Regions from separate parts of the Homo sapiens genome. Here all the other regions are linked to region 1. Evidence: chromatin loops called from intact Hi-C (ENCODE). Cell type or tissue: heart right ventricle. All regions are shown on one strand.

Region 1 (5,000 bases):
GAGCACCATTTGTGCCTCGGTCTTAAAGCAACCCTACATCTCATCACTTTGCTGCCATAAGTTCTGAGAACAATTATTTCTTTGTTAACATTTGGTAAACTTATCTCTAGGGACATAAAAGAAGGTTGGGAACATCTCTGAGGTTTAATTTCAAAACACGTTGAGTTTAACATGGGGATTCACCAAGTGCTGGTAGCTAGAATAATGATGCACTTATCCAAAGACTTTTCAAGGGGAGGTTACTGACTAGTGCTTTGTAGTACAGGCCATGAGAGTAAACATGAAAAAAATGGGCATAATTCCTTTTCCAAGTTTTAATCATAAATGATCATTTTTTTAAAGATTCCAATAACTTGCCCACTAAGAAAAAAAAAAGGAAAAAAAATGGGGGAGGGAGATAACGACACAGTGGTTTTGTTCTAAAACAGTCATGTGCAATGTCATGGTGCCATCTACAGTATTTCAATATTTTCACCCAAACACCAGAATTTGAAGAAGCCCTATAGACACATATCTATTTATTGAGGGAGAAACGTTTTTCTAGCACAACAGTATAAGAAGGCTTTAGGCTAAAATTTTCTCTGTGGTCACGGTCTTCTGTCTTCTTCTCCTATGAACCATTTTTAAGTTTATTCCGTTTCCTGACAACTTCTTAGTTCCCATTGTGATAGTAAATATTAAAATTAATGAATGCGCTGTACCTGGTAGGAGTGCAATGAAACTGTTCAAAAATGTTGGGATTTAGTATCTGCTCACGTTCACACAAACACAGTCACTATTGTCAAATGCGCTGCAGTGGTGGAGTGTAGCAACAGGAGGGATGAGACCCAAAGGTCTGAAAAGCCAGTATTTTAAGAAGTCTTGGAAAATGTGGAGGTTGAAAAATCTAACAGGAGTGCTTGCTTCAGCAGCAATTTAGAGTAGATTAGCATGGCCTCTGCGCCAGGATGACATGCACATTCCTAAAAGTGTTCCGTGTTTTAAAAAAAAGAGAGAGACAGAATCTAAGGGGATGTGTACATTTGCTAGAGCTACTATAACAAAGTACCAGAGGCAGGGTCACTTCAACAACAGAAATTTATTTCTCACAGTTCTGGAGGCTAGACGTCCAAGATTAAGGTGTTGACTGGGTTGAATTCAGCCCATAACAGGAAATAAGGAGTTAAATAAAGCACTTGCTTCTATTGTTTGTACCTAAACTTAACAGAACACAGTAAGTAACAAGTCATTGGGATGCAGAAAAGAAAAAAGAGAGTGAAGGAAGGAGAGAAGGTGAAGGGAGAATGGAAGAGAGGAAGGGAGGGAGGAAAGAAAAGTTTGATGAATGATTGCAGTCTAAACTGGTTCAAACAAGAGATCTTGTTTAATTAAGGAATTCATCCCATCTCTGCCTATTAGGAGGAGGAAAAAGTCTAAAATAGAAGATGGTGAAAGTTGGATGACCCCAGGCATTAAGGCCATTCATCTTTAACTGTTATGCTTGGATCATGCAAATGTGTCTGGTAGCTACAAGGGTTGCTGTGGGTACTGAATGTTTTATTGTTCTGAGACTATCAAAGAAAATAGCCATGGGACATATAGACCACAGAATACTATACAGCCATGAAAAAGAACAAGATTGCATCCTTTACAGAAACGTGGATGGAACTGGAGGCTGTTATCCTCAGCAAACTAACACAGAAAACCAAATGCCACATGTTCTCACTAATAAGTGGGAGCTAAATAATGAGAATTCATGGACAGAAAGAGGGAAATAGCAGATACTGAGGCCTACTTGAGGGTGGGGGCTGGGAAGAGGGAGAGGTTCAGAAGAGAAAAAACTATCTGATACTATGCTTAGTACCTGGGTAATTAAATACTCTGTACACCAAACCCCTGAGTCATGAGTTTACCTATATAACAAACCTGCACATGTACTCCTGAACCTAAAATAAACATTAAAATATTTTACAAAAATAAAATAAATTAACAATTAAAAAAAGAAAAAAATGAGACAATAAATAGATCCTGGGAAAAACTGTCCCCAGAAGTGTTCTTTTAAATTTGCACTACAGATGTAATCCAAGTTGAGTAAAATAGAAAAGCATGGATTTGCTGTTCCTGAAAGTCATTCATGGTTAATTGCCGAACACTTTCATCTGCAGTGTCTGTGGAAGGGTAGAACCTTAAGTAGTTTTTCATTCTCTGACTACTCAACTAGAAAGGCATAAGAGGCAACTCACTCTATGATATCTCACTGTTTGGCCTCTCCTGTTTCATAGTAGCAAAGGATTTTTGCACTTATCCACTAATTTATGATTTCTTCTTAATAAAGGAAACAAGAGCCTCTATTTATTATGATTCCTGCCATGTGTGAGGCTTGAGCTGGGTATTTTACATACATTATTTCATTTGATAATCACCTTTTCAAACTCTTCAACCACATAAATGCATTACAGAGAGCTATTTTAGATAAACATGGTTATAAATATGTAAACTATATAAAACCATATGTTAGAACCATTCTGTTTCATGCTTTTAGAAAATCTTACTATAGACCATAAATTAAAAACAGTAAATTATAAACCAAACACTTTTATGGGGTTTTTTTGGTCTTGCAGTTCTAGCTGAAGGAATACTGCACTTTAACTCACATGCTGATTAATTTTATTCACAAATTTTGAATTATAAAATGTGTAGAGTCACAGACAATTCAATTTTTTCAACACCCATTTTCCCAAGACAATAACCGAAGTATACATACAGTAGCCACTATTGGCAAAAAATGTATTCCTCATTTATGGAAAAAGTGCAAATAAAGAAAAATTGCTGTTTATAAGCATAATTCCAATGACTGCTGCGAGTGGGAAGCACAGTGATTTTGTGTTAGATCTCTAAGAGCTTACAAGATGGAAGCTTGTGGTGTAAGCATTTAGTGGTGCAATACTGTCATCTCGTGGTCAGTATGCAGTATTTCAGATTTAGTTGGAGAAAATGTCTGAAAATCGTTAACGATATTTCCAGTCTCCTTTCACATACTTACTCCCCAGAGAGTCTGATTTGTACACATAGACATGATAGAATCGGCTTGTTATTTAAACAAGCAGATGGATGTTGTATGAGATTGTTCCAGGAGTTTACTGCCTTAGACCCGGACGAGAGGGGCCCTGCCCTGGCCCCGTCAGTTAGAGGGCTCAGCTTTGACCTCTCCTGCCTGTACCCCTCTCCACAGATCAAGAAGTCCTCGGAACCAAGAAAACGCCCATCCAAAACCAAGCCCTTTTCTTCCCTTTACCTGCCCTCTATCTCACCTCACCAGCAGTTCCACTTTCCTGCATCTGGATGAATGCTCTAATGCTCTCACGTTGCCTGAGGTTTCATGAATAATAGCTGGCTGCCACTTCCCAGATATCATTTGCATTTGAGCAGCTTCCCGACATATAACACACCCCTTCCCAACAATAATAATGATGAAAGGAATTTTGAAGATGCAAAAACAGCCCCATGGAATAACTTTTCTCACCCCCTTCAAATCCTATCCCAGCATGTATACAAGAACATGTGAGCACTTTCCAAACCTTAGCTCTCCGCTGCCACCTTCAGGACGATTTCAGTAACCGCAGATACTGCAGCTGCTTAGCTAAGAAACATTAACACTCCCAGACAGAGAAACCTGGCTGAATCCTGAAATAGAGCCAGGTGAGAAAAAAGTGGTCGGCATTTAGTTTATGGTATTTAGCAAAATCTTGTAACATATTTTATTGGATACTCTATCAAATAACAGAATAACAATAGCTAACACCATATATAATGTAGACATGTGTAAGTAATAAAAACTGATAAAACGTTTTGTTTTATATGTATAACAAAACTATATGAATATAAATAAAAATATGTATACATCCTACAGTAACAACAGCTGATATTTATTTGGAGCTTTTTCTGTGGCAGGCAGTATTCTGTATACTTCATCACTGTAAATATGTTTACATGTTTTGAAATGTCTCAATAACAACATGAGGTACATACTACTCTTAGTATGTTCCTTGCCCGTGGGGGACTCCTGTCTTTGCAGTGAGTCAGAAGATAATGACATAAAGCATAGACATAGCATTGCCCTGCATTCATTCAACAAATATCACCGAGCACTGAGAATGCAGAGATCAGTAGGACAAGCAAGTTCTTTGCTCACGACCATGTGTGCAGGTAGGGAGATGAGCAACGGAAAATAAATATTTTTAAGGGAATATATGAGTGATAAATGTAGCTTATAAAATGTATAACTATACTGGAAATCAAAATAGGGTGACGTGATAGAAAGTGACTGAGAGGCTATCATACATTGAGTGGTCCAAGAAGAGTTGCTATTAAAGTAGGGCCAATCTAAAAAAAAAAAAAAACTATATGATGATCTATGGAGAACATTCCAGAAAGATATGAAGAGCTAGTGCAAAAACTTTGAGAAGGGAAGCATTTCAACATACTTGAAGAACACAAATAAGGCCATTGGCAGGGGTGAGAAGGGAAGGGAGAGGGTGGAAGAGGGAGGGCTGAGAGCCAAACACAGCCACAGCATGGAGGGCTTGATAAGCCAGGGCTGTGCAATGAGGTTTTTTACCAGGTGGGAAGAGAAGTTCTTAAAAGGCTCTGAGACTATCAAAAAGATCACTCCGGCTGCTCCATGGAGACAGGAATTTATGGTGCAGAGAACGTAGAAGCAAGATACCTAGTGAGAAATCACGTGCAATATAGAGGCTCAAGAGACACCACCTTTGACTAGCAATGGAAATGGACAGATCTAGAAGATCCAGGTTTGTTGTGGCCATGGAGTCTACAGGTGTACCTGATGTTTTCAATGTGGAACAGAAGGGAAAAGATGAACTGAAAGTCATACTTAGATATGGGAATTGCTATGACCTGGGAGGAGAAAGTTTCTGGGTGGCGAGAAGCAAATCTAGAGTTGTCCTGCAAGGCCCGGATGGAGGAGCCCATTCTGTCTTCCTGTTTGACCGCAGTCCAGC
Region 2 (5,000 bases), 110 kb before region 1:
AAAGAAAGTTAATGATTAATTAAGCTCAGTTTTTTATGTAGGTTTAACAGTGACTAAGGAAACAGGAAGTCACTAGAGAGTAATGAATCTCCCCAAACAAAGTATGTGTGCCTCTCTCACCAACTTCAATGGGGTTGGGGTGCAGAGGAAAATTTAGATATTCCAAAACTGACATAGGGAAATTTTGATCCAAAGCTCTCCCTCTTCCTGGTTTATAAATGGACAGTTTCAGAGGGACCAGCTGGTCCAGTCCCAGGAAAACTTCAAAAACATCATACTAGGAAAGGAGACAATATCCAAAAGATTATCTGTGGAATCAGGTGAGATTGCTTTTTATTGTAAAAATTCTGGAAATTCTTTAGCAAATGTGCTAGTAACATTCTTAAAATATCTAAACCTGTAAAAGTTTTTCTACTTCCGTAATGTTGCTTGGTCAACCAGGATTCTCTACTTCAATAATTTCCAATCCTAGCTGAATGGCAGGTCTTTTTAAAAATACATATTCTAAACCCCACCCTAATTCAGTGGTCTTGGATGAGATCTGGAAATATGTGTAGTAGAAACCCTGACAAAATTATAACTAGCATACAATTTGCCCAACCCAAAAGTTTCATAAAGCAAGAAATCAGAAAAAAAATGGCATATGTACATCTTTAAGGTTAATCCTTTATATGAAACTAAAACATAAACATATGCATTTGACAGACTTTTTATGTCAAGTACAGGCTTTTTCTCATATAAGTCTACTGATTAAACAGTAAAGCCATTTTCTTGTGTATTTCACACACAAAGACAAGATATATAATCTCCAGTTTTAGTTTCTTTGGAGTGAAGACTTCAAGACTTTGTTAAAAAAAAAAAAACAGGAGCCTAACCTCTTAGATTTAAAAAAATTTTTTTTATCACTTACAGTTGCCCTGTCCACATACAACAACAAATAAATGGTATCACTCTCTTCACACTCAGATTTTATCAATTTATATTATTTACATTGCACCATCAGCAGGCTTATGAACAAACACAACAGTATCCAGTAAACACAATCAAGTGGAGTGTGCAGAAATGCTTTGGAATACTAGAGAATTAGCTACAAACCAGGACTAGTCAGCTTGCTGTGGTAACTAGTCAATATCTTACTGAAGTAAAGGCGAAAGTTTGTTAAAACAATGAGTGAGTTGAATAAGACTCATGAATTATCTCTGTACAATATATTTCTGAAGAGCTCTACACATAAGCAATTATGATGGTTATCTAAGTTTGTGAAATATTACCCTATATCAGAGTTTCTCAAACTTAAATGTGCATACAAATTCCCTGAGAGTCTTATTAAAATGCAGATTGTAGAAATCAGTGTGTCTTGGGTGGAACCCCAAAATCTAACAGTCTCCTAGCTTTTATCAGAGTAAGAACTCTAAATGAGATCTCTACTATGTCACATGTTTTTATCAGTTGTGGCAGCAAAATTGTAGTTGAAAGTGAATTTTCTTGCATTTTAACCTTTTATAATTAAATAACTTCAATTTTTTTAAACAGAAGAGTTTCTTGACCAATTATTCTCAGTAACAGCATAAGATGTTTTCATTTTTTCCAACCATTCTTCGGTTTAGTAGAAAGAAGTGTTAGAGAGCAGTCACAAAATGTGTTTTCATTTTCTATCGATGTCAACATTACCAAGTCTGTTTCTCTGTCCACACGGTAAAATAGAAATCAAACTATTTGTTCTTATAACTTTTGGCTTACAGGGGAAAAAGTTATATTTATAGAAAACTTTATCAGGATGGCTGCTTCTAACTCTCTCTTCCAATTCTTGCTGTACAGTTTGGATTTAGCTAATGACAGTAGCTAAAAGAAAACCAAAATAAGTGATTTCTTGGCAGCAAATGCCTCCCTGATGAATCACCATAGAAAAGATAGCACTGGAGTTTGACGGTGGGATGAGCAAAAAGCAGACGCAGTGTAGACAGGTTTTCTCCTGCTGCAAGTGGCTTATTTCAACTGTCAACACATCACATAAGAAATTTATAGTCAGAGTCCTATTTCCTCCCATTCCTATGGCTCCTAGCATTACTGCCACTTGATCGGACCCCATTTTCACAATCCACAGCTTTTCTCTAAAACCAGCCACCAAACTCTGATTGTGATACACTCACCCACTGGATGAGATTATGGGGACTGACATCACTATAGAAGGAGTACTTGCTCCAGGTGGCCTGAGAGGAAGCAAGTCTGAACCTGTGTACTGAAAGGGCAAGGCTGGGTCTCTACAGAGGTTAGGAATGCAGTCCTCAGTTGTCAAAAGGCCTGCCAGCACTAGTGTGCATAGTCACAAAGAGAAAATGAACAAAGCTGTCTCTCCCCATGAGCCAGGATGATCCACAAATACCTCACCTTTACTACTGACATCATTTACTATTGAAAATCCACAGGTGAGATCTTAAACTCCTACTTAGGTGGAAACTGTGATTCTAAAAGCACACAGGGCAATTCTCTGGGTCTATTTGTTTTCAAAATTATGGCAACTTTTTTAGGGAATAGAAGAGACTGAACAGGAAGCCTACCAAATAAATGGGCTGTTAGTAGCTAAGTCTGGCAGTCATACCCACATTCCCAAGTATTTTTTTAAATGCCAAGTATTTTTTAAAGTTCTGTTCTTTTAGAAACCAGAGGCCCATTTCAGAATATAACAGGAACTGTGAACCCTTTTCTCAAGACACAAAATCAACCTTCTGTATATGACTTCGAGATGACTTAAAGAGCTTTTTCCTCTGCGTGGCTACCAGGTTACAAATTCCCATTGTAATACAATACGAATAGTTCTCTGAGCCATTGCAAAGACAAAGGTGTAAGTAAATAAGCACTGTACACTATGCTCAGGGTAAGAAGTTCAGCAACTTCTCCTTCTGAAACCTATCTGCCATCCGTCTCCACACCAGGAAAACGTTAGGGCGGTAACAGGAATAACCTACTGTGAAGTTCTGATAGTCACCAGCTTCCTGTGCTGGGCCCAATGGAACAGGCTTCGGTTATCTAAGATAATTCATTCTGTGCCAGCTACAGTGCCTGTTTAATTGTTCAGCGTTTCATGTTCGGGAACTCCTTTCCAATGACTGACTGCCCGTGGCGTCACTGCCATTCTGAATCATGCAAATGAGAATGTCATATCCTCTGACTCAAGAAGCTTTATCTCATTAAAAATTATTTTGAGAACTCCAAGCAGAGAGTTGGTCTTTGCTTAGATCTGACTTCCCAAATACATCACTTTTCCTTTTCTCACGGGGATCCAGCTGATTTGGAAGGAGACTGGGAAGTGTGCAAGGGGGGAATCCTATGGAACTGAGCTTGGGAAGCAGGTATTTGCTGGCAGGGATGCTCTCCTCCTTTGCTGAGAGGCTGTGGTCCACAGCCCTTGCCAAATCTGTCGCAGTAGCTAACAGTACATTTCCATGTATGTACTATTTTCTCCCAATTTTCCCCAAGGAAAGGGCGAGTCAGGATATGCACGCATAGCACAGGACAAAAATAGCCTTGTTTAAGTAGATAAGTAGCTATTAAGTGAAGTTCCTTGACTTTGTCTATTCTGAGCACCAGTATTTGCACTAGTCAGGCAGCATCCCCCTAGGTCAACTACCTGTGTATTCTTGTACTCTCTACTGAAAGACAGTATGCACAGGGCTTATGAAAACAGACATTAGAAATAGGATTTGAGTCCTTGGGGTAGTTGTGTGACTTACTGGTTATATGAACTTAGACAATTTACCGAACCTCTCTGAGCTTAAATTTGCTCATTTATAAAATGGGGTAATACAAGTTTGTAACTTATAGACGTATTATAAGGATAAAATTAATTAATATACTGCATATAAAGTTTCTAGCTCAGTGACTGACACATATTACGTGCTATGTGATGCATATGTTAAGTGCTTGTGAAGGTTAGCTGTTACTATTACACCAGGTATTCTTGAACATTTCTTTAACTCAGAGTTAAAGCCAGGAAAGACATGTGTTACATTTAGTTTAAAGGATAAAAAACAATATAGCATAGACTTGGGAGTCTGGTAGTTTATCACGCAGGTAAATGCTATAGCAGTTAAAAGTCAGCAAAGTTCAAAATTAACTCTGAATGATCTATGATCTATGTGTTTAATGTCCTCATCTTTTTTTTTTTTTTTCTTTAGATGGAGTTTCGCTCTTTCTCCCAGGCTGGCATGCAGTAGTGCCATCTCGGCTCACTGCAACCTCCACCTTCCGGTTTCAAGTGATTCTCCTGCCTGAGCCTCCCAAGCTAGCTGGCATTACGGGTGCCTGCCACCACACCCAGCTAATTTTTGTATTTTTTAGTAAAGACAGGGTTTCACCATGTTGGCCAGGCTGGTCTCCACCTCCTGACCTCGTGATCTGCCCACCTCGGACTCCCAAAGTGCTGGGATTACAGGTATCCTCATCTATTAAGTAATAATCAAGTCTTCCTCATGAGATTTTAATGGCACTTAAATCAAAGGAAGTAAAACATCAAGCCCACAAGGATTAAGTGTACAATTAATGTTAGTCATCATTACCACTAAAAATTAACATGAGCTTAAATATATACAAACTATAGAATATAGGCAGCAGGCTCCATTCATTTAAAAACTACTGATACTACACTACTGTGTACCAAGCATGGTTCTACACATCTTATTTAAAAATAACTCATTTATTTAATCCTCATAATAGCTCCAGGAGGTAGGTACTATATCACCTAGCCCTATTTTAAATATGAGGAAACAGTGGCCACTCCATTACTAAGTTGCAGACTCATGATTCACTCCCAGGCTCCCAAGACAATGCTCTTTCAGTGCTGTCTAATAGAACTTTCTACAATAATGGAACTGATTTGTCTGTGCTGCCCAGTATGCTAGGCCCTGGGCACGTGTAGTAATTGAGCCCTTAAAATGTGGTAAATATGCTTGAGGAATAGAATATTTTATTTCATCTCATTTTAATTAATTTAAATTTAAATA
Region 3 (5,000 bases), 650 kb before region 1:
TGTAAATTAATTCAACCATTGTAGAAGACAGTGTGGTGATTCCTGAAGGATCTAGAACTAGAAATACCATTTGACCCAGCAATCCCATTACTGGGTATATACCCAAAGGATTATAAATCATTCTTCTATAAAGACACATGCACGTGTATGTTTATCGCAGCACTATTTACAATAGCAAAGACTTGGAACCAACCCTAATGCCCATCAATGATAGACTAGATAAAGAAAATGTGGCACATATACACCACAGAATACTATGCAGCCATAAAAAAGAGTGAGTTCATGTCCTTTGCCGGGACATGGATGAAGCTGGAAACCACCATTCTCAGCAAACCAACACAGGAACAGAAAACCAAACACTGAATGTTCTCACTCATAAGTGGGAGTTGAACAATGAGAACACATGGACACAAGGAGGCGAACAACACACACCAGGGCCTGTCAGGGGGTGGGCGGCAAGGACAGGGATAGCATTAGGAGAAATACCTAATGCATGTGGGGTTTAAAACCTTGATGACTGGTTGATAGATGCAGCAAACTCCCATGGCACATGTATACCTACGTAACAAACCTGCACATTCTGCACATGTATCCTGGAACTCAGAGTAAAAAAAAAATTTTTTAAAAAGGACTTTGCTCTGCTTAGAAATGGGAATAATTATGACAGAACAATATTAATGGAAAACACATGGTAGATATGAATGAACACTGTGAAACGTTAGGAAGCAGGGAATGAAAAATTGCCTCCTTGACAATAGTAAAATTTCAACATGATCCCTGAGAACCATCAGATTTTTAAATAGCATTTTCTCCCCGCTACCCTGCATAGGGTTTGAGTTTCTAGCAGGCTCCTAGGCGATGCGAGTGCTGATGCACGAGGTCACACTTTCAATAGCAAGAGTACAGGCACCACTTAAAGTAACAATTCACATAGATCTGTTTATGACTTAAAAGTTAATAAAAGTGTTCTATAGGAATGCTAGGAAAGAAAGAAAGAAAATTCTAAAGAAAAAAATAATAATTCCTATAGTCTTCAAAGTCTGAAATAATCATTCCCATATGGAGGCATTTCCTTCCAATTATTTTTGTTTGTATATAGTTAACTAATAGTTACCTATTTTGACATCTAACTTTGTTACTTAAGAAACCATGGGCATTTTCCCCATGTAAATATTTTTTTCATAAAACACCTTAAGGCCAACAGAATATTTGGCCATTTAGTTATACCATAACTTATTAGCCCAGTTTCTCTCCTGTGAAATATTTCGATTATTTCCAGTGTCTTATTAGTATAAATAATATGTGGGTAAATAATTTTAAAATTTCTGATTATTTTCTTATAAAAGGTTTTCTAAGAGTTGGATTACTTTGTCAAAGGATATGAATGGTTTAACACTCTTGAATTATATTGCATATGCTGAGTCTATCTCAGCATTATTGTTTTAAAAATATGCTTGTCAGTTGAATAAATGTAAACTAGTATTTTCACTTAGTTTATTTTATTACTAACATGCTTTTATCCATTTCAATGGCTCCTGTCCTGAGAACCAATTTATGTCTACCAAATTGTTTCTTATTTTAACTCAATAATCATGTTAGAGTTCCTTTTATATTAAACATAAATTCCTTACAAGTATTTTCCATTTTTGTCTTTTTTATTTATTTAATTTTTTTAATTTAATTTTTGTGTGTGTGTGTGACGGAGTTTCGTTCTTGTTGCTCAGGCTGGAGTGCAAAGGTCCAATCTCGTCTCACAGCAACCTCCACCTCCTGGGTTCAAGCAATTCTCCTGCTTCAGCCTCCCGAGTAGCAGGAATTACAGGCATGTGCCACCACACCCAGCTACTTTTGTATTTTCAGTAGAGACTGGGTTTCTCCATGTTGGTCAGGCTGGTCTCAAACTCCTGATCTCAGGTGATCCATCCGCCTTGGCCTCCCAAAGTGCTGGGATTACAGGCGTGAACCACTGGTCCGGGCCTTATTTATGTTTCTACCATGAAGAAAGTTTTGATTTTCACAGTGTTTTATATGTAGAAAGTCATTGCAAATTCAAAGCTGATTTTGTTATTTTATCTTAGATTATTGTGGTTTAAATTTTTTAAGTATGTAATCTAACTGTAATTGATCTTATTCATGTGTAGTTTGGACCTCATTTGATTTTGTTTCCAAGGTAAATTTTCAAACACATTTTGTTTAATAAGAAATATCTGCCTCATGAGTTTTGATGATTCTTAAATCATATATTAAAAATTTAGGAAAGCAGAAGTTGTCTCCGGACATTCTAATGGCTTTCACAATACATCTATAAATCATTGCGATGACAGGACACATTTAATTATGTCTAAAATATCTGGGGGTACACTTCTTTAATTCCAACTTTTCTTCATCTACTTTATAACTTTAAAATAAAAAAGGATCATTCTTTCAGATGAATAACCATATTATGTTAAAAGTTAAGAGTCTCCTCAAGACTATGAGTGGCTTTAATGTCATATTTAAACGTCATGTGAGTTTCCTATTGCTATGTAATTAATTACTACAACGTTAGCAGCTCATAGGTCCCAAGTCCAGCACAGTGTGGTTGGGCTCACTGTTCAGGCTGAAGTCAACGTGACAGCAGGCTGTGTTGCTATCTGGTGTGAGGATTCTTTTCCAAGTTCATTTCTGTTCTTGGCAGAATCAGTTCCTTGCAGCTGTCACACTAAAATCCTCTGTCGTTTTTTTTTTTTTTTTTTTTTTTTTTGCTGGCTGCCTACCATAAGTGTAAATTAATCTAGGAAAAAATAGGACACTTTAATAATATTTAGACCTTCATTAACTAGCTTAAGCAAAATTCAATATATTCCAAATTTTATATATATATACACACACACATATATATATTCATAATTCTTATAATCATGTTTGTACAGGTCTTTTATGTGTGCTGTACAGATTTGCTTATATTTTGCATTTGATTTGTGTACAGATATTTTAGTCTAAGTCATCAGTTATAAGAAAACTTCAGCATTTTCTCTCTTTCTTCTTATTCTCCTAATGCCTATCTGAAACCTTTTGGTAATTCATTTGTTTTTAGTTAGCTATCTTTAGTTTTCTAATATTAATTAAAATGTCCTGAAATAGTTATTTGTTTGCAATACTTAAACATAATTAAATTTCATAATGTAAAATATTAAAATATTAATATTATTAATATATTTAATAAATTTAATTAACTATAATAATAGTTATATTTTATAACCATCACATAATTATATTTACCAATGGCTACTGATTTCATATAGTTTTTCTTAACCATATTTCAAAAACTAACTTTCTAGTCCTACTTAAACCATTTTTTTCTTATGTTCTGCTTTGCTTTTTAATAGAAATGAGTATCTTTTTTTTACTTTCGACATCCATTGAAATGATCTTATAGGTTTTCCTTTAGAATTATTGGTGTTATAGTAGCAATTAATTTTCTAAAATTTAAAGCAAAAATAATAAAATGAACACTGTTTAAGTGTATAGTTGGATGCATTATGACAAATGCATAGATTTTTATACCCACTACACATTAAGCCTTTGTATACAATCCCCACTCTGTCATCCCAGCACCAGCAAACCAGAGATCTACTCTTAAATATCCTATGAATGGAATCACACTATATGTACTGTCTTGTGAATGTCGTCTCTCTGTCCACATAATGCTAATGAGATTCATCCACGCAGTCGCATGCATGGGTAGTTCATTCTTTTTCAATAGGAAGCATTATTCCACAATCTGCTTATTAACTCTCCTGCTGATAAACATTAGGGTTATTTACTGTCTTTTACTACGTTGTGTAAAGCTTCTAGGCAGCATCTTGTTCATGTCCTTGCGTGGAATTACATGGCTGTAGAGCAGGCATATGTTTAACCTTTCAAGAAATGGATTAATCTTCCAAAAGTAATTGTACCACTTTATACTCCCACAAGCAATGTATGAACGTTCCAGCTGCTCCACTTCCTAGCCAACACTTGGGATTGATAGTTGTTTTAATTTTAGGCATTCAAATGGGCATAGAATGATAGTTCAGGTTGCTTTGTAAGTATATTAGGGAAGCATCCAACTTACACTCGATGAGGTCAAGTAAGAATTTCTAAAGAAAAGAATATGTAAGAAGAATACTCAAACTGAAAGAAAACAATCTATTAATGTGTGATTCTTACTTAGCCATAGTGAATAGCTCTTCAGACATTTTTATTAAACTTGTTTTGGCACTATTTTGATTAGAAGTTTGCAGACTGGGTCTTTTGATTGTGCCAGTGTGTGCTTTTTAATGTGTCTATGTATGTTTACGTGGGTATTTAGACTTATGATAACTTCAAAAATGTATTTGATAACTTTCCATTTTTTTGCAGAAATATTCTTTCATTAATATTACATGCTTATGGAACTTTACCTATTGATTAAAGGTGAATATTAATATTATTTATATAATAAATTATAAAATATAATATGTATATTATAAATATTAATATAATATTCATAATAAATCAAATGGCATTTTATTATTATTTAAACAATACATTATTTTAAATAATATATTTAAATAAAACATTATTTTTAATATTTAAATAAAACATTATTTTAAATAATATATTTAAATAAAACATTATTTTAAATAATATATTTAAATAAAACATTATTTTAAATAATATATTTAAATAAACAACATATTTCAATACAATATGTAATATTATTTTTAAATGATAATTGAGGCTCATAAAATTAGGCAGAATAATAATTCTAGCAGTAGAAGGGCTTCAGTTTTTATTGATTTATGAGATAAAATCTTATATCCTTGTATATAAACTGTGGATGGAACACATCAAGACTTAAGCTCAAGTAAACTGTCAGTCACCAGTATAAAAAAAATGCTACTACGTATTGTGTTGTAGAATCTATAGCATACTTTATAATAGCTGCAAACCTATATTATTTCAGGTTCTCATACTACAGCCCAAAGTATCCTAGG
Region 4 (5,000 bases), 940 kb before region 1:
TTTAAAAACAATAATTTATAAATGTGTTTTCACTGAAAAAAAGCTAAGTTTTTTTTTCTCAGCTTGTGCAACTTTATTATACATTTGTTTAATGCACTATCTGACTGCGATGATATATCTACCATATGGTCTCTCATTTTGTATATAGTATTTATAGAGCAATTCGTGGCTGTACAGTGAGATGTTTGGTTAGGATAATGTCTAAGATTAATCAGTAATTCTGATTAAGCCTCTACCATGTGCAACAAAGTACATTCTAGATGCTTTGGTAAATACCCAGGTAAATGAGAAATGAATCTTTCTTTTTTGCTTTGGAGATGGAGTCTCACTGTCACCCAGGCTTGATTGCAATCATGCGACCTCGGCTCACTGCAACCTCCAACTCTGGGGTTCAAGCGATTCTCCTGCCTCAGCCTCCTGAGTAGATGGGATTACAGGCACACGCCACCATGCCTAGTTAATTTTTGTATTTTTAGTAGAGGCAGGGTTTCACCACGTTGGCCAAGCTGGCCTTGAATTCCCGACCTCAGGTAATCCACCTGCCTCAGCCTCCCCAAAGTGTTGGGATTACAGGCGTGAGCCACCGTGCTTGGCCATAAATCTTACTTTAATCTAGAAGAGAACATAAGATACACACAAGCATCTATAATACAGTACGAGAAGTAATAAGACTGTAGAGGATGTTGCTGTGTGTCATCCCGATCTTGCCTTTAGGGCAGAGGCATTTATTTCTCCAGCTTGCTGGCTTGTCATATGGGTTACTTTTTAGAGCCCAGTGAGCTTGGATTTGACAAGACATGTCCTCAAAAAAAAAAAAAGAGATAGAACAAATTATTGCATCTCACGCTTCCGAGCACTAAGAAAGCAGATTTTGAGGCATCTTTGAGTTCTGGAGGAGCCGTATGACACACTTGAGAATACCGCTCTAAGTATTTTATAGACAGCAGTGGAAGGCTGACAGCTTTGAGTGGACCAGAGCAGGAAAAGGCTCTGCAGTTTGTGGTGAGCAAGGGGCCCTGGAAACCTGTCATATAATCTGGCAGTTTCAATCTGGCAGTTTCAATTATTCTGGAAATAAGAAAGATGCCTTGTGAAGAGAGAAAAATATAGGCTTCTAGCATTCTATAAGAAGACAATATACAGTAGAAAACTAGGCACCATTTGAAAAGCATCTTTTGTTATGCCACTGGTATATGTAGAGACCAAAAGGCCACGTATACCAAGTGTCCGTGAAATCAGAGCCACCCAGTATGAGGTGTGTATTATTACACTAATCGTGTCATGAGACTGAACAGACCCAGTAGCAATTCTTCATGGGATGAAAGTGGTACTCCCAAGATCAGGCAGAAGCGGGGCTGGAAGAGTCATAAGTAAGCTGCAGGGAGAGGTATTCCAAACTCCTATCTCACCAATGAGCTCACACGTGCAGACCTCAACAATTAAAAATAAAAACGATCCAGGGCAGAGCCTTTTCTCTTAAACATGTCTTAAGACTTACATGTGTAGGTATATCTGCATATCCTAAATGTTAATTATACCATTTTATATGTTTTTATGCTTAAGCTAACAACTATTTTGCTATTTAATATATAGATTTCCTCTACCCCTCATATAGTGTGCTGTGAATATTTCAAAAAACAATGTTTATTTTCTTTTTCATAAAGTTTCTACTAAAATTTCTCTTAGAAATTATTTTGGAGACATCGTTGCACTTGGCCGAAGTTAACAGTCATTGAAATGAAGATTCAGATATTTCTAGGAACCGCCTCCCAACACCTTCATTTTCCTGTCTCCACGTTAGTGACAGATTATGTCCAATGTAGGTGAAACACACATTATACTAAGCAGAAACAAAATACGTTTTTAGAGTGAAAGAGAAACCTTAATCTTGTAAAATATACATTGAAAAAAAAAGAATAAGTTTGTACTGCTTAGGACAAAAAAGCTGCATTAGTTATTTTTTTTCCATTTAGCGTTTTAATTGACAGATGACAGGTTGTATATTTTTATAGTGTTCACATGATGTTTTGCTATAACCCTCAGTTATTTTAACAAGGAAAATTAGTATAAGTGCTCTTCATTAGGTAGTAAAGAACTGGAAAGGTAAAAATTTCAAAAGTATTCCAGAGATAGCAACTGTTGAAAGAAGCCATCGCCCTTAGGGCTGGGTTGGGGGAGGCAAAAAGAAGCACTTAAAATTATTAAAACTTAGAAATTTGAGGAAAGAGTCCCAGGGAACTGGAAGTCAGACCTCTTTGAGAAAGGGACATCGTTAGGCTGGTGGTGCATGTGCCTCCAAGAGGAAACAATGAAGAGTGACTGTGAATGCTGGAAAGACCCACAAACGTTGCACTGGAACAAACAGTGACTGTCAGGGTGAACAAATGTTCCTGGAGTGATGCTAATCGGAACAGGATGCAAAAATTGAAACAGAAAACAAATAAGAATGAGCATCTCTAGTTGCTCCTCCTCCAGCCGTCCCTCTCCATTCTCTTTCTCTAGTGACCCCTACTGGCCGATTTCAACAGGGACCCCACCAAGGCTGAAATAAGATTCAGCAAGTAAATAAGGTTCAGCAAGTACATAAAACTCAGGTTCAGTATCCCAAAGCAGAGCATAGAAGAGAGGATTTGCAAAGGTAACTTTTACATACATTCACAAATAAGTAGCAAACAAAGAAAAGAGCTCCTATATACAGATACCTTGAAGGGCGGAAGATGTAAACTAAAAGAAAAATTATGATGCCTCTGGAAACAAAGCTGCTATCAATACTCCTTTTATGTCTTTTTTTCATTTAGTAATTTTTGTGGTCTCATATTTTACAGGTAAGTATTTGATCCATTTTGAAATGACTGAAATGGCTAGTCACGTGCCCCAACATCATTTATATAATGATATATTCTCTCCCCACTATTTTAAATGTTGTCTTTACTACATACTAAATATCTGCTTTTTATTCTGGCCAATCTATTTCCTTTTATTTTTAACTGGTTTATACCTGTACTATTGTAACTCATTTTAATTATCATAGCTTTGTAGTATAATATATTGCCTACTCATACCTTATTATTACTTTTATTTTTAAAAAATTTATCTTGCATGTTTATGTTTCTAAATAAATGTTAATGGTATTTTCTCAAACTCTAGAAGGAAATATGTTTACTGGTGGCTCATTTGTGATTATGCCAAATTCACAGAATAATTTACTCATTGTTATCTTTATCATCGTGAATCATCGATCTCAGAGGTCTCTCTTTTGCCTTGCTCAAGTATTACTTTATAAGTTTAATATATTCAATAAGTATTTAAAATTCTTGGTTATTGTGATACTTTTCTTCCATTATATTATCTAGCCAATTACTTTTTGCAGAATGAAGAGCTTATCTTTTAATATTAAATCTTGTCCCTTTGATTTTGTGGGATTATGTTATTCATATTTTCAGTTGACCACCATTGGTTCTAGGAAAAAAAAAATACATAGACAAATAATAATAATTTGATTCTTCAAACTTCCACTTATTTATTTATTTATTTATTTATTTATTTATTTAAAATTGTGGTAAAATACACATAACATAAAACTTACCAGCTTAACCAATTTTAAGTTTTAAGTAGTGCTAAGCACATTCACACTGCTGTTCAGCCAACCTCCAGAACCCTTTTCATCTTGCAAAACTAAAACTGCTCACTAAACAATAAATTTCCATGACCCCTACCCTCTAGTCTCTGTTAATACCTGGCCTTTCAAACCTTCCTATGATAACTGCATTTTGTTTGTTTGATGTATTGAGTAGTACTTCAATAATGACATAAAATAATAGTTGTTACATTGATAATTCTTTTTCTTTTTTACCACCATCAATGGGAATGTGTCAAGTTATTAGCAAAATTAACTTGACAGAAAAGAAATTTGTTGAAAGAATATTGATTAGCTCACAAAATTACTGAGAACTCTGGTGGTGAACATACTGAGAAAACAGGCAGGAATCAGAGAGGTCAGGCAAATTGGTGCCACAGAGTCAATTCAGGGAAGGACATTATCACCACCACAGCCAAACCTGGATATTGTAGCTCATCTCATTCCAACTCTTGGCCCAGGCTCTGGTCCTTGGTCACTGCATTCCATCTCTGCATTCCATGCACTACATGGCCATGTTAGTCTCTGTGAACTGGGAATTGTTTCCCTGTCATTGTTGGCTAGGCAGGGCTTCTGCGTAATCCAACTCTATTTTAAATCTGGGTCAGATTTGTTTAATTGGCCATGCTTAACTGCAAAGAGTAGTGTGTGTAAATTTGTGTGTGTGTGTGTGTGTGTGTGTGTTCAGAAACGAGTACCTCTTTTGTTTTGCTTAGTTTTCTTATTTGATTTTGTTTTGTATTTGGCTTCCACAGTGAAAGTCAATCTTTGGCATCCAGGGAAATATATGAAATGGGGAGTTCCTTCTTGAATTTAGGAGGGGGTTCAGATGCTAAGAAGAAACAAAAACAATGTTTCAATTCATAGAAATTCTAGTCTTTTACTCTTAGGCTTGGATCAGTTCTAGGTAACCTCTCTAAATTTGGCCCAAATTTTCTTATACTTGATAATTACAACATAATGTAAGAAATTTGGGAGTTTTCCTAGACGCTAAATCGGAATGGGTTTTCTTTTTTTCCTCTATGCTTTAGGTTTTTAAAAATGAGTTTTAGAGAGAGAGAAAATTAAATATACTTTTGTTCCACTAATACTTATTGCAATCATCCTGATTATTGTTACAGAAGTTAAAAGAGTAATTTTAAAAGTCTTTTGTGTGAGTAACAGTGTGAGTAAGTAAAAGTCTTTTGATAGAATAAAAAAGTGTTTAAGAACATTTGTATTAACCAGGGTTCTCCAGAGAAACAGGACCAATAGGGTGTGTGCCTGTGTGTTTCTCTCATATATGAAAGAGAGAGAGAGAGGAAGGCAGGCAGAGAGGGAGGGAGAGAGAGAGAGAGAGGGAGGGAAAGAGAGAGAGAGAGAG
Region 5 (5,000 bases), 990 kb before region 1:
TTGCAAAAGACCAATCCTGTAACTACAACTCTCTATCAGACTTTCCTACTTTCATGTCCAACGTAAGTTAGAAAATAGACTCACATTCAAAATTGTCCTGTATGTTTCTATTCCTTTTCTTCCTCCAGCTTCATATTTTTTTCTCAACATTTTAAATTTTAGGTACTTAAATTCTCCCTCATCTTTGATCACCATAGAATTTTATAAAGTTGGTGGATCATAGAGATAATATAGTCCAAGCTGAAGTCCATAAATATCCTGCATTTACATATTGAATTTTTAGCTTTACAATGTCTACATTAATAACAGATTCTATAGTTTGCTTTTCCATTCCAGTTCTGCTACTATCATAAGAAAATGGCTTTATTTCCTCATACATACCTATTATTGTAATGACCTCTAATTAATGAAGCTTCTCGTTTCCCTTTTAGTGATGAGAATAAAGTGATATTAATATTTTCCTCATGTATGTTTGTTATATGGCTTATCAATTTTTACAAACTTAAATTTAAAATTATCTTAAAAGAATTGCTGGTATGCAATCTTGTTTCTTATATGGGAATATGAAGTGATGATTATGAAGGACCTAGCTGGAAACATTCATTAGTTGACATGTAAAATATAATTTGAATACTTAGTAGAACAAGGTTTTAGTTAGCTGGCCGCAGCTCACCAGGAGTATAAAGTTATTGCTGTGGTCTGAATGTTTGTATCCCTTCAAAATTTCTATGTTAAAACCTAATCACCAATGTGATGGTGCTAAGGAGCAGCACCTTTGGAAGGTGATGGGGTTATGTAGAGAAAGTCCCCATTAATGAGACTATGGTCCTTATCAAAGAGAACCCAGGCACTGCCTTTTCTTTTTCACTATTTAAAGACATGGGGAGAAGGCACTATCTATGCACCAGAAAGAGGGCCCTCCCCAGACACCGAATCTGCTTACACCTTGGTCTTAGACTTCCAAGCTTTCAGAACTATGAGAAATAGATTTTTGTTGTTATAAGCCACCCAGTCTATGGCATTTTGTTATAGCAACCCAAATAGACTAAAGTAGTTATTATAAAATAGGTTGTAAGATAAATATGAATGTGATACAGAGTGGAGTACCCCATTAACAAAATCCAGGCAATAAACAGGAGTGAAATATGTTATTGGAAAGAGAACATTAGATAAACAGGCAAAGGCTGAACATGAAAAGAGTCTGAGTTTGTTCACTAGCATGTCAATTAGAAGTGCAGTAGGAAAATTGTTTAAAATCATGCCAACAATATAACCAACCAGTAACTACAAGCAAGTCCTCCTCATTATTTCATTCAGTCTTGCTTATTCCAAAGAATCTTGGGTCTGCCGTCTGCTCTCATCAAGTACATTTGCTTCCAGACTTGAGAGTCTTAGAATTTGTAATGCAGCCTACCATGGCAGCCTGAAAGTTTTCTAAGCCATATCATTATGAAAGTCTGTGCCCAAAGAGTCTGTTTTATTAAGCACAATTACTGGGCAACTAAATAATTTCTAACTAGTCTGAGCAGTGTAACATTGATTACTAAGAATAATTTTAATCTTATTTACTTTTGCTTCTAATTCTTCTATGCTATGTGATGGTTCAAGTTTGTGACCATGTGAATGAACATGTTAAATTTGTCACACTAAGGTATAATGGGGTGTGTGCTTAAAGGAAATTGTTTTAGGTGTTCTTGTGTAGACTATACACTTTTGTGCTTATTTGTTCCTCTTCCATGAAATATATTTGTCAAGTGGGAAGAAAATTCCAATTTACATAAAACTTCATTAAGCCTGGGACTCTAACTCAATAATAAATACGGAACTGAACTGAGTACTTTACTCTAGATGATTAGTTATTAAGCATTAGCACATATCAGATCCATCTGGAGGGCTCGTTAAAATACAAACTGCTGAGATTCATCCTCAGAGTTTTTGATTCAGTAGGTCTTGACATGCAATTTTGCATTTCTCTTAAGTTTACACAGTAAAGCTAAAATTGCTGGTTCAAGGCCCACACTTTTATAACTGTTGCACTTTTTGCCTTTTATAATATCCAAGTGGCCTCTTGATGCAATGATAGAGGCAGGAGTCTGAGAAATTCTAGGCAGACAGGGGCAGGTCCCTGGCAAAATCCCATCCCTGAGTCAAAAAGCCTGAAACCCAATGGCCCGAAGTGAGAACTTCCATCCCTGTGTACCCGCTCTCTCCCGATTGGTTCTTTCTGAATAGCATATTTTTACCAATTGAATGTTGCTTTTTCCATAACCACCTACAGCCCACCCTGCCCCAATTCTGTGCCTATAAAGACCTCAGGCTCAGCCAGCAGAGAGGAAAAGTGGCTGGATGTTGAGAGAGGCAGTTTGACTCCAGAGATGGCAGCTGGATGTCGGAAAGCAGCAACTTGACTTCACAAGAGAGAGGCAGAGGTGACTTAATATCAGAGGAGAGCAACCTGCCCTTCCCATCCCCTTTCCATCTCCCCTCTTGCTGAGAGCCGCTCTCGTCACGCAATAAAATTCACCACATTCACCATCCTTCAATTTATATTTGCGACCTCATTCCTCTTGGGCACCGGACAAGAATTTGGGATGCACCAAGTGTGGACACCCACAAAGGCTGTCACAGTGGCCCTTTGCCATTGCCAGCAGAGGGCAGCTGCCCCATGCAATAAGCCAAAGGGCTGGCTGAGCTGATAACACACTGCTTTCTGTGGACGGCGGCGGAGCTAAAAGAGTATTGTAACATGCCCTCTGGGGCCTTGGGGAACCCCACCTGGATCCTGCCAAGAGGCCTGCATGAAGTTTGCTCCTGCCAGCACTAAAGCAGCCAGTTTTTTCCTGCACTCACTCACCTGCACACTTCCTCCTGCGATGGGTGGGACACAGTCAACCTGAGTGAGCAGAGTTTGCTCATGCAGGCACCTAAATTGCTGGCAAGTTCCTGAGCTCATTCGCTTCAATTCCCGTACTCATTTGCATGGGTGCTCCCTCCCACAAGGGGTTGAACAGGACAGGTTGAGTAAATGGTGCACCCCTCTTTTGAGTCCCACCAAGGGTCAAGAAAATATCCTGCATCACTTTGTCAACTTATGCCACTTAAAGGACATGCTGCCTACTTTAGACTTATTTACAAGTTTGCATAATTTTTAGACATAGACAACGCCGTTTATCTCTGCAATTACTATCAATTCTAACCTAGGAAGCACCAAGTTAATGGCAATAAAAAAAAAAAGAATAAACAACTGTTTCCAGCAACAAGGTGACTGTACCAGTAATTAATTTATTGCCTTCCAGAGGCAAATTCACTATTGCCTGTTCTGAGAAAAAGAATCTGGGCCCTTCAAATAGCTGCCAGAATGTAAAAACTTGCCAGCAGATGGTGGTGGAGAGATGCTGGAGGTGGAAGGGATTTCATCCCAGGTCTGGTATGCTCCCTCATCAGGCTCTCACAGTGGAACACACCTTCTCCAACACCTGGCTCCTGTTCAGCAGCACCCAGAGACCATCAGCTTCCTTTTGCACTCCTTTCAGATAATTTAGCAGTTGAGTCTCTCTGGAAAAATCAATAGCTTTCCATGACACCCCAGAGGATGAATCTCCTGCCTGCCCAAAAGGCATATTTTCAGCAATTTCTTCCAGTACAGCCCCACTGCAACTACTCTGCCACCCAGTGAGAGCCACATTCTCTTTTCTTTTTTTTCTTTTTTTTAATTTTTGATTTCCAACTTTTAAGCTCAAGGGAACATGTTCAGGATATAGAGTGTGCAGTTTGGTACATAGGTAAACATGTGCCTTGTGGTTTGCTGCACAGATCATCCCATCACCTAGGTATTAAGCCCAGCATCCATTAGCTGTTCTTCCTGATGCTCTCCCTCCTCCCATGCCCCACCCTCCAACAGGCCCTAGTCTGTGTTGTTCTCTCCCCGGCAATTCCTCAAAGACTTAGAGGCAGAAATACCATTTGACCCAGCAATCCCATTATTGGGTATATACCCAAAGGAATATAAATCATTCAATCAGGAACATATACGCATGTGTACGTTCACTGCAGCACTATTCACAATAGCAAAGACATGGAATCAACCTAAATGTCCATCAATGATAGACTGGATAAAGAAAATATGGTACATACACACCATGGAATACTATGCAGTCACAAAAAGGAATGAGATCATGTCTTTTGTAGGGACATGGATGGGGCTGGAAGTCATTATCCTCAGAAAACTAATGCAGGAACAGAAAAACCAAACAGTGCATGTTCTCACTTATATGTGGGAGCTGAGTGTTGAGAACACATGGACACATGGTAGTGAGCCACATTCTTACCCTTTCCAATAAGGCTTGAATCTCATCTTGGTAGGGAGGGAGCAGTCTTACTGGATGCTGTATTTCAGCACCAGGGATTGGAGAACACTCCCTCACTTTTGCATCAGCTAATCCTGTACTCTATAAAATTCTTTTCATTTATTACAATCCTATTCCTCCATACACAAATCTCCTGTTAAAATTAATAACTTTTATATCAAACTTCCTCTGTTCACATTACTGTGTTGGTTTCTCCCTCCTGATTGGATCACAACTGATACAATTGGGTTAAATACTTTTTCATAAAATAAATTATTAAATCCATTCCTTTAGTGTGTAAGTATTTAGAGTTTACAAATTACTGAGATTTAATTCTACAAATTATACATATTTACAATCTAGGTGAAGGCACTCAAGAGATATTTAAACATTTCCCCTCTAAGACATCAGTTTAAAGAAAGACAGAAAGAAAGAAAGAAAGAAAGAAAGAAAGAAAGAAAGAAAGAAAGAAAGAAAGAAAGAAAGAAAACCCTTTGCTAGCACAAAACAGTCCCCAAAACCTTACTGTTGGGGTTGAGAAACTGATACCTCCTATGGCACTTTGGAATGCTGAGTACTTTGAATCAAAGGAGTTGAAAGACCATAGAAGCAACTTCAGAACCAATGTCACTCTGACCTCCTGCTCTTCTGTCT

The links. Hi-C counts contacts between places; a loop is a spot of excess contacts. Peaks named below come from ENCODE experiments on the same cell type or tissue, not always from the same donor. Only the 100,000 strongest peaks of a DNase experiment are listed, where the experiment ranks them.
Region 2: it touches region 1 in a loop (3-fold over the local background); 18 of 110 quality-filtered maps call a loop at or near these places.
Region 3: a loop joins it to region 1, with 6 times the contacts of the local background. A loop is called at or near these places in 3 of 110 quality-filtered maps.
Region 4: it touches region 1 in a loop (2.7-fold over the local background); 4 of 110 quality-filtered maps call a loop at or near these places.
Region 5: it touches region 1 in a loop (6-fold over the local background); 11 of 110 quality-filtered maps call a loop at or near these places.

The regions. Positions count from the first base shown.
Region 1 is chr21:28,742,309-28,747,308 of GRCh38, forward strand. It overlaps a transcript of HEMK2 not described here and the pseudogene LOC124905067. Among named protein-coding and RNA genes, the nearest start is that of HEMK2, 140 kb to the right of the region's middle. RefSeq lists a silencer at 299-593 and an enhancer at 3,303-3,392. In heart right ventricle, CTCF peaks have their summits at 448, 2,928 (motif pointing left) and 3,593 (motif pointing left); DNase peaks (open chromatin) are centred at 3,190 and 3,563; H3K4me3 peaks cover 886 bases; H3K27ac peaks cover 1,611 bases.
Region 2 is chr21:28,630,948-28,635,947 of GRCh38, forward strand. It overlaps a transcript of HEMK2 not described here. Among named protein-coding and RNA genes, the nearest start is that of LINC00161, 94 kb to the left of the region's middle. In heart right ventricle, no CTCF peak of the experiment used is centred here; a DNase peak (open chromatin) is centred at 3,094; H3K27ac peaks cover 4,054 bases.
Region 3 is chr21:28,096,883-28,101,882 of GRCh38, forward strand. The region is part of intron 1 of LINC01697 (long intergenic non-protein coding RNA 1697); the gene reads left to right. Among named protein-coding and RNA genes, the nearest start is that of LINC01697, 51 kb to the left of the region's middle. In heart right ventricle, no CTCF peak of the experiment used is centred here; a DNase peak (open chromatin) is centred at 2,599; H3K27ac peaks cover 1,391 bases.
Region 4 is chr21:27,800,558-27,805,557 of GRCh38, forward strand. No RefSeq gene overlaps it. Among named protein-coding and RNA genes, the nearest start is that of LINC00113, 81 kb to the left of the region's middle. In heart right ventricle, a CTCF peak has its summit at 2,515 (motif pointing left); a DNase peak (open chromatin) is centred at 4,129.
Region 5 is chr21:27,756,625-27,761,624 of GRCh38, forward strand. No RefSeq gene overlaps it. Among named protein-coding and RNA genes, the nearest start is that of LINC00113, 37 kb to the left of the region's middle. In heart right ventricle, a CTCF peak has its summit at 2,647 (motif pointing right); a DNase peak (open chromatin) is centred at 2,677.